Linked DNA regions of Homo sapiens: region 2 is linked to region 1. A link is an interaction called in ENCODE POLR2A ChIA-PET data of the cell type or tissue named here. Cell type or tissue: MCF 10A. All regions are shown on one strand. Each heading gives the region's core, and the rest is flanking DNA. Links, peaks and the distances in the headings are about the cores only.

The links. Peaks named below come from ENCODE experiments on the same cell type or tissue, not always from the same donor. Only the 100,000 strongest peaks of a DNase experiment are listed, where the experiment ranks them.
Region 2: POLR2A ChIA-PET joins it to region 1 with 5 read pairs; 3 of 35 experiments call an interaction of 5 or more read pairs at or near these places.

What each region holds. Positions count from the first base shown.
Region 1 is chr17:59,045,791-59,051,171 of GRCh38, forward strand. It overlaps TRIM37 (tripartite motif containing 37), which reads right to left. Exons shown (of 24, transcript NM_015294.6): 15 at 3,388-3,603; 16 at 1,893-2,029. Among named protein-coding and RNA genes, the nearest start is that of TRIM37, 58 kb to the right of the region's middle. In MCF 10A, for the core only: no CTCF peak of the experiment used is centred there; no DNase peak of the experiment used is centred there.
Region 2 is chr17:58,990,698-58,996,078 of GRCh38, forward strand. It overlaps a transcript of TRIM37 not described here. Among named protein-coding and RNA genes, the nearest start is that of TRIM37, 110 kb to the right of the region's middle. RefSeq lists a silencer at 2,800-3,000. In MCF 10A, for the core only: no CTCF peak of the experiment used is centred there; a DNase peak (open chromatin) is centred at 2,154.

The DNA.
Region 1 (5,381 bases), core at 302-5,301:
GATCACCTGAAGTCAGGAGTTCAAGACCAGCCTGGCCAACATGGTGAAACCCCGTCTCCACTAAAAATACAAAAAAATAGCCAGGCGTGGTGGTGCACGCCTGTAATCCTTGCTACTCGGGAGGCTGAGGTGGAAGGATCACTTGAACCCAGGAGATGGAGGTTGCAGTGAGCCAAGATCGTGACACTGCATGCCAGCCTGGGTGACAGAGCAAGACTCCATCTCAAAAAAAAAAAATTATCCACATTAATGAAATTCATTAGTTCATCAATTAACAGGGCAGAAGGAAAAGCTCTTCCTTAAATTGCAACTAATGAATGAGTAAGAAATAATGGAATTAGAAAAACACCACTTGGCAATCAACACAGTAACCTTTTTCAGGCAACACTCATCAAAGGGTGTCAAAATTCATAGGAAAAAGTAGGATGAAAAATAGGATATTTACAGTCCCATACATAAGATACTTATTAATTATAAAGGAAAAAGTACAAATTTTGGAGTGAAGAAACCTGGCGGATGCTACCTCAACTAAGTGATCAAAATTAACCACAAGTAATGGGACATACTGACATCATGCTCCACTCTGTATGACGCAGTGAAAAGGATACATTATCATTTCCGTAGTATCCCTGCCAAAAGTGTGTAACCTCTATCTAATCATGAGGAAACTTCAGACTAATCCAAACTGAGGGACTTTCTACAAAATAAACTATTCTGTATTTCTCAGAAAGTATTAGTCATGAAAAACAGTTTTTTTTTTTTTTTGAGACAGAGTCTCAACTGTCGCCCAGGCTGGAGTGCCGTGGCGTGATCTTAGCTCACTGCAAGCTCCGCCTCCCGGGTTCACCCCATTCTCCTGCCTCAGCCTACCAAGTAGCTGGGACTACAGGCGCCTGCCACCACACCTGGCTAATTTCTTTTTTGTATTTTTAGTAGAGACGGGGTTTCACCGTGTTAGCCAGGATGGTCTGGATCTCCTGACCTCGTGATCCACCCGCCTCAGCCTCCCAGAGTGCTGGGATTACAGGCGTGAGCCACCGTGCCCAGCCGAAAAACAAATTTTTAAAAAAGTAACCCAGATTGGCCAGGTGCGGTGGCTCACGCCTGTAATCCCAACACTTTGGGAGGCCGAGGTGGACGGATCATGAGGTCAGGAGATCAAGACCAACCTGGCTAACACGGTGAAACCCCGTCTCTACTAAAAATACAAAAAATTAGCTGGGCGAGGTGGCGGGCGCCTGTAGTTCTAGCTGCTCGGGAGGCTGAGGCAGGAGAATGGCGTAATCCGGAAGGTGGAGCTTGCAGTGAGCTGAGATCATGCCACTGCACTCCAGCCTGGGCGACAGAGCGAGACTCCGTCTCAAAAAAAAAGGAAAAAAAAAAAAGTAACCCAGATTGAAGATAACTAAATCGATTTAACAATTAAATGCAACATGATCCTGACAAAGGACATTACTGGCAAATTTTTAGAAGGTTACAGTATTACATCAATGTTAATTTCCAGATTTTGATAACTATTCTATAGTTATGTAAGAATATCCTTGTTTTTAGAAAAGTACACAATGAGAAGTATATTCGATCTCAAGTGTTTCAGAAAAAATTATATACAGAGAAATATAAAGCAAAATATTCATAGGGAATGAATCTGTGTGAAGGAAACATGAAATTCTGAACTTTTCTTAAGTATAAAATAATTTCAAAATTCAAATTTAAAAGTTAAAACACAAACAAAAATTATTGGCTAAGAGCCCAGAGATTAGAGAGAGAAAACTGACTATTGATTCAATCTTTCAAAAAAGTGCTGAATATCCCTACATTTAAGTGTGAGTTAGTTAATATGCTTCTAATAATTACCACTTAAATGCTTTACAGTAGTAAAGTGGGAAACTCACATAGTTTCTTCATCAATATCATTTTCTTCTGTATTACTTGTTGCTGTGGAACTAGCAGAGGAACTGCTGCCATCGAGCTGATTTACTTCATCCTCATAAACAAGATCCAGATCCAGATCTCCATCTGAAAGCTCGTGCTAGATCAATGCCAAGAAAACAAGACGTCTATTCCAAATGTTTCTACTCAGTTGATCACCCCATCCAGCCCATAAACCAAGCACCAAAGAATAATACAGTTTTCAAAAATCTATTTTCTGCTCCTGTGCCTCAGCTGCTGAGCCCTGTAGAGAAAAATCACACAACCACACTGACTGATATCATTTTACTAACTTATGCGTGCCGCCTTCAGCTGGGCCCTCAGTGTGACTGGAATCCTTCACATATTCCACATCAGCTTCCTCACAGAGTAACGTTTCAAACCATCACTCCTCAATTCTACCTAATTTTACCATTATCAAGGTCATTAATTAACACTGTCACCTATCTGCACAGAAAAAAAATACCCACTATTAAGCAAAAACTTCCCCAACTTTTCAGCTGCCTTACCTGCAAACTCCACCCTTCCTTTAACTCAGTTTATCAAAGGTTAACTGCTTCACCTGACTGCTCCATTCCAAACCCTATTATCTCTAGTTTATCAAAGCACTTAATCTGTGCATTCTCTCGACCCACTGGGTCCTTCATTTTAACTTAAAACTGAAGTCTCTCATCTTAAAAATTACTACAAAAAAACCAACTGTCTATGCATCCCTTCTTATGTAAAAATATCAACTACTTCTTGAACTCTTATTCTGGATTCTGACTGTTGTTTAGCTGGGATAGAACCTGGCTAGCTACCGAATCCTAAATCAGTCTACCTACGTAAGTAATGATAAGGCATGTACTAGTTTCAGTGAATGAAAATAGAACACCTTTTTTTTTTCTTTTTCTTTGAGACAGAGTCTTGCTCTGTCTCCCAGGCTGGAGTGCAGTGGCACAATCTTGGCTCACTGCAACCTCCGCCTCCTAGGTTCAAGTGATTCTCCTACCTCAGCCTCCCAAGTAGCTGGGATTACAGGCAAGCACCACCACACCCAGCTAATTTTTGTATTTTTCGTAGAGACAGGGTTTGGCCATGTTGGCCAGGATAGTCTCGAACTCCTGACCTCATGTGATCCACCCACCTTGGCCTCCCAAAGTGCTGGGATTACAGGTGTGAGCCACCGCACCCGGCCAGAACACATTTTTAAAATCCACAATGTATGGTAGTTTAGGTTTTAAAATGTGTATCACGGTTTGTTTTATACAATGTATTGTTTTTTTCACAACCTTGAAATGCTTTGATTCAACAACTTCTGACTTATTAACATTTACATAAGGGCATACATACATTACTAATGGAAATCAATGGACAATATTTTTAGCCTACTGTTTTAGCACATAATATGTTAAAAGCCATGATGCTACTGTTTTTTTTTAATCAAACACAAAAATCTAAAACTGGCCTCATTATTACATGATAATCTTCATTCTGAATCTTCTCCTCATCTTCTTCATCCTCTTTGGCCTCTCTTACAGAAGCTGTAGTAGGACCACCTTCGAGAAGCATGTCAGAGCATGCAGACTTCTTAGCTCGTGTCTCCAGAGCATCATCATTTTGGGGGCTAAGATGGTTATCTGGTGGTGACAAATCTCTTGACTTCTGAGTTCGAGACAGCTCAATAGTAAGTCTCTTTTAAAACAAGAAAAGCACAAATATTAGCCACAGCTCACTGGCACAGTAAAAGATGTCTCAAGTGAAAAAAAAATGCATCCAGATGTTTCTAAAACCATTGCTTTATTTATTTTTTGAGAATGGTCTCACTCTGTTGCCCAGGCTGAAGTGCAGTGGTGCCATCATAGCTCACTGCAAGCCTTGAACTACTGGGCTCAAACGATCCTACTGCCTCAGCCTCTCAAGTGGCTGGGACTGGAGGTGTGTGCCACCATGCTTGGCTAATTTCATTTTTATTTATTTTTAGAGACGGTATCTTGCTATGTTGCTCAAGCTGGTTTTGAACCCCTGGGCTCAAATGTTCCTCTGGCCTCGGCCTCCCAACATGCTGGGATTACAGGAATGAGCCACCTCACTTGGCACCATTTCTTAAACCATTTCTCTGAATCCCTACTGCCTTTTATTTATAAAAAAAAATTGATGACAAAGATAAACTGCCCCATTTATGCTCATCCTCCTTCTTTCATATCCAGCCTAAGCTAAACATACAATTAGCAAACAGTATAGTGAATACAGGCAGTTTTAAATAGCACATTTAACATGAAAATCTCTGAAAGCATGTATTTATTCACATTTTCCTCCCTGACCTATTAACGACTCTCAGCACTCCAAACCTCCTGCCACACCCTAACTTCCTAAGGGAAATGAAACATTCCTTAGTTTACCACTGTAAAATAAAAATTCATCAATTAATCTTCCCCAGTGCTCATTCAACAATAGTAAGAGTTCAAGATGGGACAACTTTTAATTGTGCTATAGCCTAGAATCCTCTAAATCCAAGATAACTTGTGGAAGAGAAACTAAGTCACTGACAGAAACACAAACAGCTTACCTCAAACTACAGCCACACTGTTCAAAACAACTTTATGCAATGATGGAAATGCTCTAGATTTGCAGTAACCAATGCAAGCACTTGAAATGTGGCTACTGCAACTAAGGAACTAAATTTTTAATTTTAATTAAGCTAAATTTACAGACCAGGCACAGTGGCTCACACCTGTAATCCCAGCACTTTGGGAGGCCAAGGCAGGCAGACTGCTTGAGCCCAGGAGTTCAAGACCAGCTTGGGCAACATGGAGAAACCCATCTCCACAAAAACAAAAACTAGCCATGACACATGCTCGTAGTCCCAGCTACCTGGGAGGCTAAGGTGGGAAGATCACCCGAGCTTGGGAAGTTGAAGCTGCAGTTAGTGGAAATTGTGCCTGGCAACAAGAGTGAGTCCGACCTGTCTCCAAAATAAAAAAAAATAAAAATAAAGTGGCAGGGCGTGGTGGCTCATGCCTGTAATCCCAGCACTTTGGGAGGCCGAGGTGGGCAGATCACGAGGTCAGGACATCGAGACCATCCTGGCTAACACTGTGAAACCCTGTCTCTACTAAAAATACAAAAAAATTAGCCCGGTGTGGTGGCAGGCGCCTGTAGTCCCAGCTACTCAGGAGGCTGAGGCAGGAGAATGGCGTGAACCCAGGAGGCGGAGCTTGCAGTGAGCCGAGATTGCACCACTGCACTCCAGCCTGGGCAACAGAGCGAGACTCCTTCTCAAAAAAAATAAATAAATAAAGTAAAATAAAAATTTACATGGCCGTATGTGGCTAGTGTCTACTAAACTGGACACTGCAGAACTGGTAAGGATGGGGAACAAGATAACTAGATTTTTTTTCTAATTACAAATTACAAAATTACAAATAGCAATAAAATATATAAAATCTAATTACAAATATAACAAGCCAAAA
Region 2 (5,381 bases), core at 177-5,176, 55 kb before region 1:
GGAGAATCACTTGAACCCGGGAGGCAGAGGTTGCAGTGAGTCGAGATCATGCCACTGCACTCCAGCCTGGGCAACAGAGTGAAACTCTGTCTCAAAAAAAAAAAAAAGAAAGAAAGGAAAAAGAAAAAAAAAAATCAGAGCACACCAAGCAAGGTAAATACCAACCACACCACACCTAAGAAAAAGAAGTTTCCTGGCCAGGCACGGTGGCTCACGGCTATAATCCCAGCACTTTGGGAGGCTGAGGTGGGCAGATCACCAGGTCAGGAGTTCAAGACCAGCCTGGCTAACATGGTGAAACCCCATTTCTACTAAAAATAAAAAAAAATGAGCTAGGTGTGGTGGCGCACGCCTGTAATCCCAGCTACTCAGGAGGCTGAGGCAGAAGAATCATTTAAACCCAGGAGGCGGAGGTTGCAGTGAGCTGAGATCGCAGTATTGCACTCCAGCCTGGGCAACAAGAGTGAAACTCTGTCTCAAAAAAAAAAAAAAAAAAGAAAAAAGTTTCCTCCTAGTTGGTTACACTGGTGAATTCTACTAAACAGTTAAAGAATAAGGCCAGGCAGGGTGGCTCATGCCTGTAATCCCAGCAATTTGGGAGGCGAAGGTGGGTGGATCACATGAGGTCAGGAGTTTGAGACCAGCCTGGCCAACATGGTAAAACCTTGTCTCTACTAAAAATACAAAAATTAGCTGCGCGTGGTGGCAGGTGCCTGTAATCCCAGCTACTCGGAAGGCTGAGACAGGAGAATCGCTTCAACCTGGGAGGTGGAGGTTCCAGTGAGCCGAGATAAAAAAAAAGTAATAATAAATAAATACCACCAATTCTACACCCTCTTTTCCAGAAAATAGAACACTCATTTTATGAGGTCAGCATTACTCTGACACCAAATCAGATGACGACAGAAAATTTCAGACCAGGATCGCTCTGAATATAGATGGAAAAGTTCTGGCAAAATATTAGCAAAACAAATACCATTACACACCTATTAGAATGGCTAAAAAATGGCTGGTTAGCTCAGTTGGTTAGAAGAAAAACCAAAAAGAATGGCTAAAAAACTTCTGGCAGTGCCAAATATTTGTGAGATGCCACTGGAACTCTCATGTGCTACTGATGGGAATGCAGAATGGTATGTCACTGTGGAGGTTGGGCAGCGTCTCAGTAAAGACTCTACTTACCATATGACTCAGTGCAATGAGTGCTGACACCAACCACCCGGAGTTAGGTCAAACTGTACAGGTTATGGGCAAAGTCTTCCACAAGACTGCCCTCATTCCAGACACAAGCTCCAAGTTCCGGGATCCTGAGGCCACCCTCACTTCTGATCAGCTGATTACAAATTTGGGCGTATTTGCTATCCTACTCATGTTTAATAATTGACTAGAACAACTCACAGAACTCAGAAATGCACTTATGATCAGAGTTTCATTATGACAAAAGGTTACAAATAAAGCCAGCTAAAGGGAGAGATACATAGGGTGAGGCCTGGGAGAGGCCCAAATGTGAAGGCCCCTTGACTTCAGGACAACTTACTCTCCAGGCACACTGATATATATATATATAAATATAAATATATATATATTTATATTTATATATATTTATATATATATAAATACATATGTAAATATATATATATATATATATAAATACAGAGTACTGTCAACCAGGGAAACTCACTCAAGCTTTAGTGTCCAGTTTTGAGACGGAGTTTCACTCTTTTTGCCCAGGCTGGAGTGCGATGGCACAATCTTGGTTCACGGCAACCTCCACCTCCCGGGTTCAAGTGATTCTTCTGCCTCAGTCTCCCAAGTAGTTGGGATTACAGGCATGCGCCACCACGCCTGGCTAGTTTTGTATTTTTAGTAAAGATAGGGTTTCTCCATGTTGGTCAGGCTGGTCTCGAACTCCCGACCTCAGGTAATCTGCCTTCCTCGGCCTCCCAAAGTGCTGGGATTACAGGCGTGAGCCACTGTGCCCGGCAGGTGTCCAGATTTTTTACTGGAACTTCCTTATGTAGGCATAACAATCATTGGCAATGAGTTGAACTGGGCTATCACATGGTTCAGAGCTCCAACTGTCTAATGACACCCACAGCATTTCTGGTGTAGCCAGCCCCGATCCTGAGTCATCTCATTAGCATACACTAGCAAGGCCCACCATAAATAACTCCTAACACTTGAGGAATGCCAAGGATTTAGAGGGCACTTCCCAGGAACTAGGACAAAGGCCAGACAAATTCTCTATTGCACACCCAGCAATCCTGTCCCTAGGCATATATGGTTTGGCTGTGTCCCCACCCAAATCTCATCTTGAATTCCCACATATCATGGGAGGGACCCAGTGGGAGGTAATTGAATCATGGGGGCAAGACTTTCCTGTGCTGTTTTTGTAATACTGAATAAGCCTCATGAGATCTGATGGTTTTATAAGGGGGAGTTTCCCTGCACAAGCTCTCGTCTGCCACCACATGAGATGTGCCTTTTACCTTTTGCCATGATTGTGAGGCCTCCCCAGCCACGTGGAACTGTAAGTCCAATAAACCTCTTTCTTTTGTAAAATGCCCAGTCTCGGGTATATCTTTATCAGCAGCATGAAAACAGACTAATACAGCATGTAACACTCTAGAGAATAAAAGCTTACACTCACACAAAAATCTGTACCCAAACGTTTACAAGAGTCTAATCACCCTAAACTAGAAATAACCCAAATGGGCAAATGAATGAACAGTGGTATATCCACACAGTGGACTACTACTGCTCAGCAATAAAAAAGAAGGAGGTGCTGATTCACACAAGATGAGTGAAACTTAACTGCACTTTGCGAAGCGAGAGGTCAAACTGTGATCCCGTTTACATGACTCTGGAAAAGCAAAAACTAAAAGGGCAGAGAACAGATCAGATCAGATCAGATCAGCGGTAGCCAGGAGCTGTGGGGAAGGGGGGTGGTTACCTATAAAGGGCCAGCACAGGGGAATCTTGGGGGTGACTGAAATGTTCTGTATAGTATTGTGGTGGCGGATACAAGACATTTGTTGAAACCCACAGAACTGTATGCCAGAAAGACTGAATTTTAATGTATGTAAATTTACAAATTAACCAGGATATGTGGGGGAGGACAGAATGTAGACCATAACAGATGAACCTGTTACACCAACGAAGCACAAAATCACAATGAAGGGATTTTGTGAAAGAACAGAACTAATGTAATTTTGAACCTAAATATCTTTGAAAAAAATGTTATGACACAATACTGAAAAGCTAAAGACTAAAAGAACTGTATACAAGCACTGTATTTTAGGTGGTAAATCTGTTTTTTGTAGGGCATAGCCTGGAATCCACAGGAGGCCAACGGTTCTGAAGCTACTTGTATATTAGGGTTGAACAAGTACATACATATATTGTAGCTAATGAGAGCTAGGCTTCTGTCAGAGAAAGGCATTATAAATAAGAGGGAAGGCCAGAATGAGGCCTCTGGAGCTGAACTGTTACCAATATAGACTCACAGTCATAGTGACACACACACACAGATATGTACAGAAATACACATAAATGTGTGTATTTGCATGAGTTAACTATACAGTCAGCCCTCTATTATCTTTGGTTTCTGCATCCATGGAGTCAACCAACAATAGACAGAATTTATTTTTAAAAAATAATAAAAAAAATAGCACAATAATTTACATAGCATTTACATTGTATTAGGTATTACAGGTAATCCAGAGATGATTTAAAGTATCTGGGAGATCAGGCGTGGTGGCTCACACCTGTAGTCCCAGCTACCTGAGAGGCTGAGGTGGGAGGATTGCTTGAGCCTAAGACTTCATAGCTGCAGTAAGCTATGCACAGCTGCACCCTAGCCTGGGCAACAGAATGAGACCGTCTCAAAACCCAAAACAAAGTATCCAGGAGGATGTGCACAGGTTATATGCAAACACTATACCGTTTTATATAGGGGACTTGAGCATCTGTGGACTTTGGTATCCACAGGGAGTCTTGGAACCAATCCCTCACAGATGCTAAGGAACAGCTGTCTATATACATTTTCTTTCTTTCTTTTTTTTTTTTTTTGAGACAGAGTTTCGCTCTTGTTGCCCAGGCTGGAGTGCAAATGGCACGATCTCGGCTCACTGCAACCTCCGCCTCACGGGTTTAAGCGATTCTCCTGCCTCAGCCTCCTGAGTAGCTGGGATTACAGGCATGCGCCATCACAGCCAGCTAATTTTGTATTTTTAGTACAGATGGGGTTTCTCCATGTTGGTCAGGTTGGTCTCGAACTCCCGACCTCAGGTGATCCACCTGCCTCAGCCTCCCAAAGTACTGGGATTACAGGCATGAGCCACTGTGCCCGGCCATACATTTTCTTTTTTTTGAGACAGTGTCTCACTCTGTCACGCAGGCTGAAGTGCAGTAGCACGATTTTGGCTCACTGCAACCTCTACCTCCCAAGCTCAAGTGATCCTCCCACCTCAGCCTCCCAAGTAGCCGGGACCACAGGTGTGCACCACCACACCCAGCCAATTTACATTTTCTATCTATCCATTGAGTGGGACTAGAAGCAGTGACAGTCTAATAATAATAAATATGTGGCATCCAAATCTTTGTTTCTAGATAGCATTCTCCAATAAAAAGAACCATGGTTCCTTAGGAAGTGGTTAATTCCATGGCTGGGGTAGGCATCTTGTGATGTCAGAAAGCAAAGAAATGCTTAAAAAAAAAAAAAAAGAAGAATGAGACATATGAAAAGGGCACAGGAGCCAATCTGGAAGAGTTTCCAATGGCTAAAATTAGAACAAGCCAAGCTACAAAATATTAACAGTATTGAGTCATAACTCAAAAATAAATATCCATCATATATAGATATATAAAGTAGCTGATATAAATAAGTAGCTGAAATTACAAAAATGGGGAAGAAGGGACTTTTCCTCACAGCATTCTAACAAAAAACATAGAAGAAATTAGTGAATTAGAAAAGTACCATTAAAACATTACAGTAATAATTCCCATAGGCAAGATCGACTACTAGGTGCTAAAATTCGTAAGCAAGAGTTTTGGCTGGGCGCAGTGGCACATGCCTCTATCGCAGCACTTTTGGAGGCTGAGACGGGAGGGTCACTTGAACCCAAGAACTCAAGAACTCCATCTCTATAAAAAATACAAAAATTATCCCAGTGTGACTGCGCATGCCTGTAGTCCCAGCTACTTAGGAGGCTGAAGTGGGAGGATCGCTTAAGCCCAGGGGGTTGAGGCTGTATGAGCCAACATCGCACCACTACAGCATGGGTAACAAAGCCAGACCCTGTCTTCCAAAAAAAAATAATAATAATAATTAATAGAAACAAGGTATCTGCATAGTTTCAAAGTATCTGCCCCAAATATTTAGT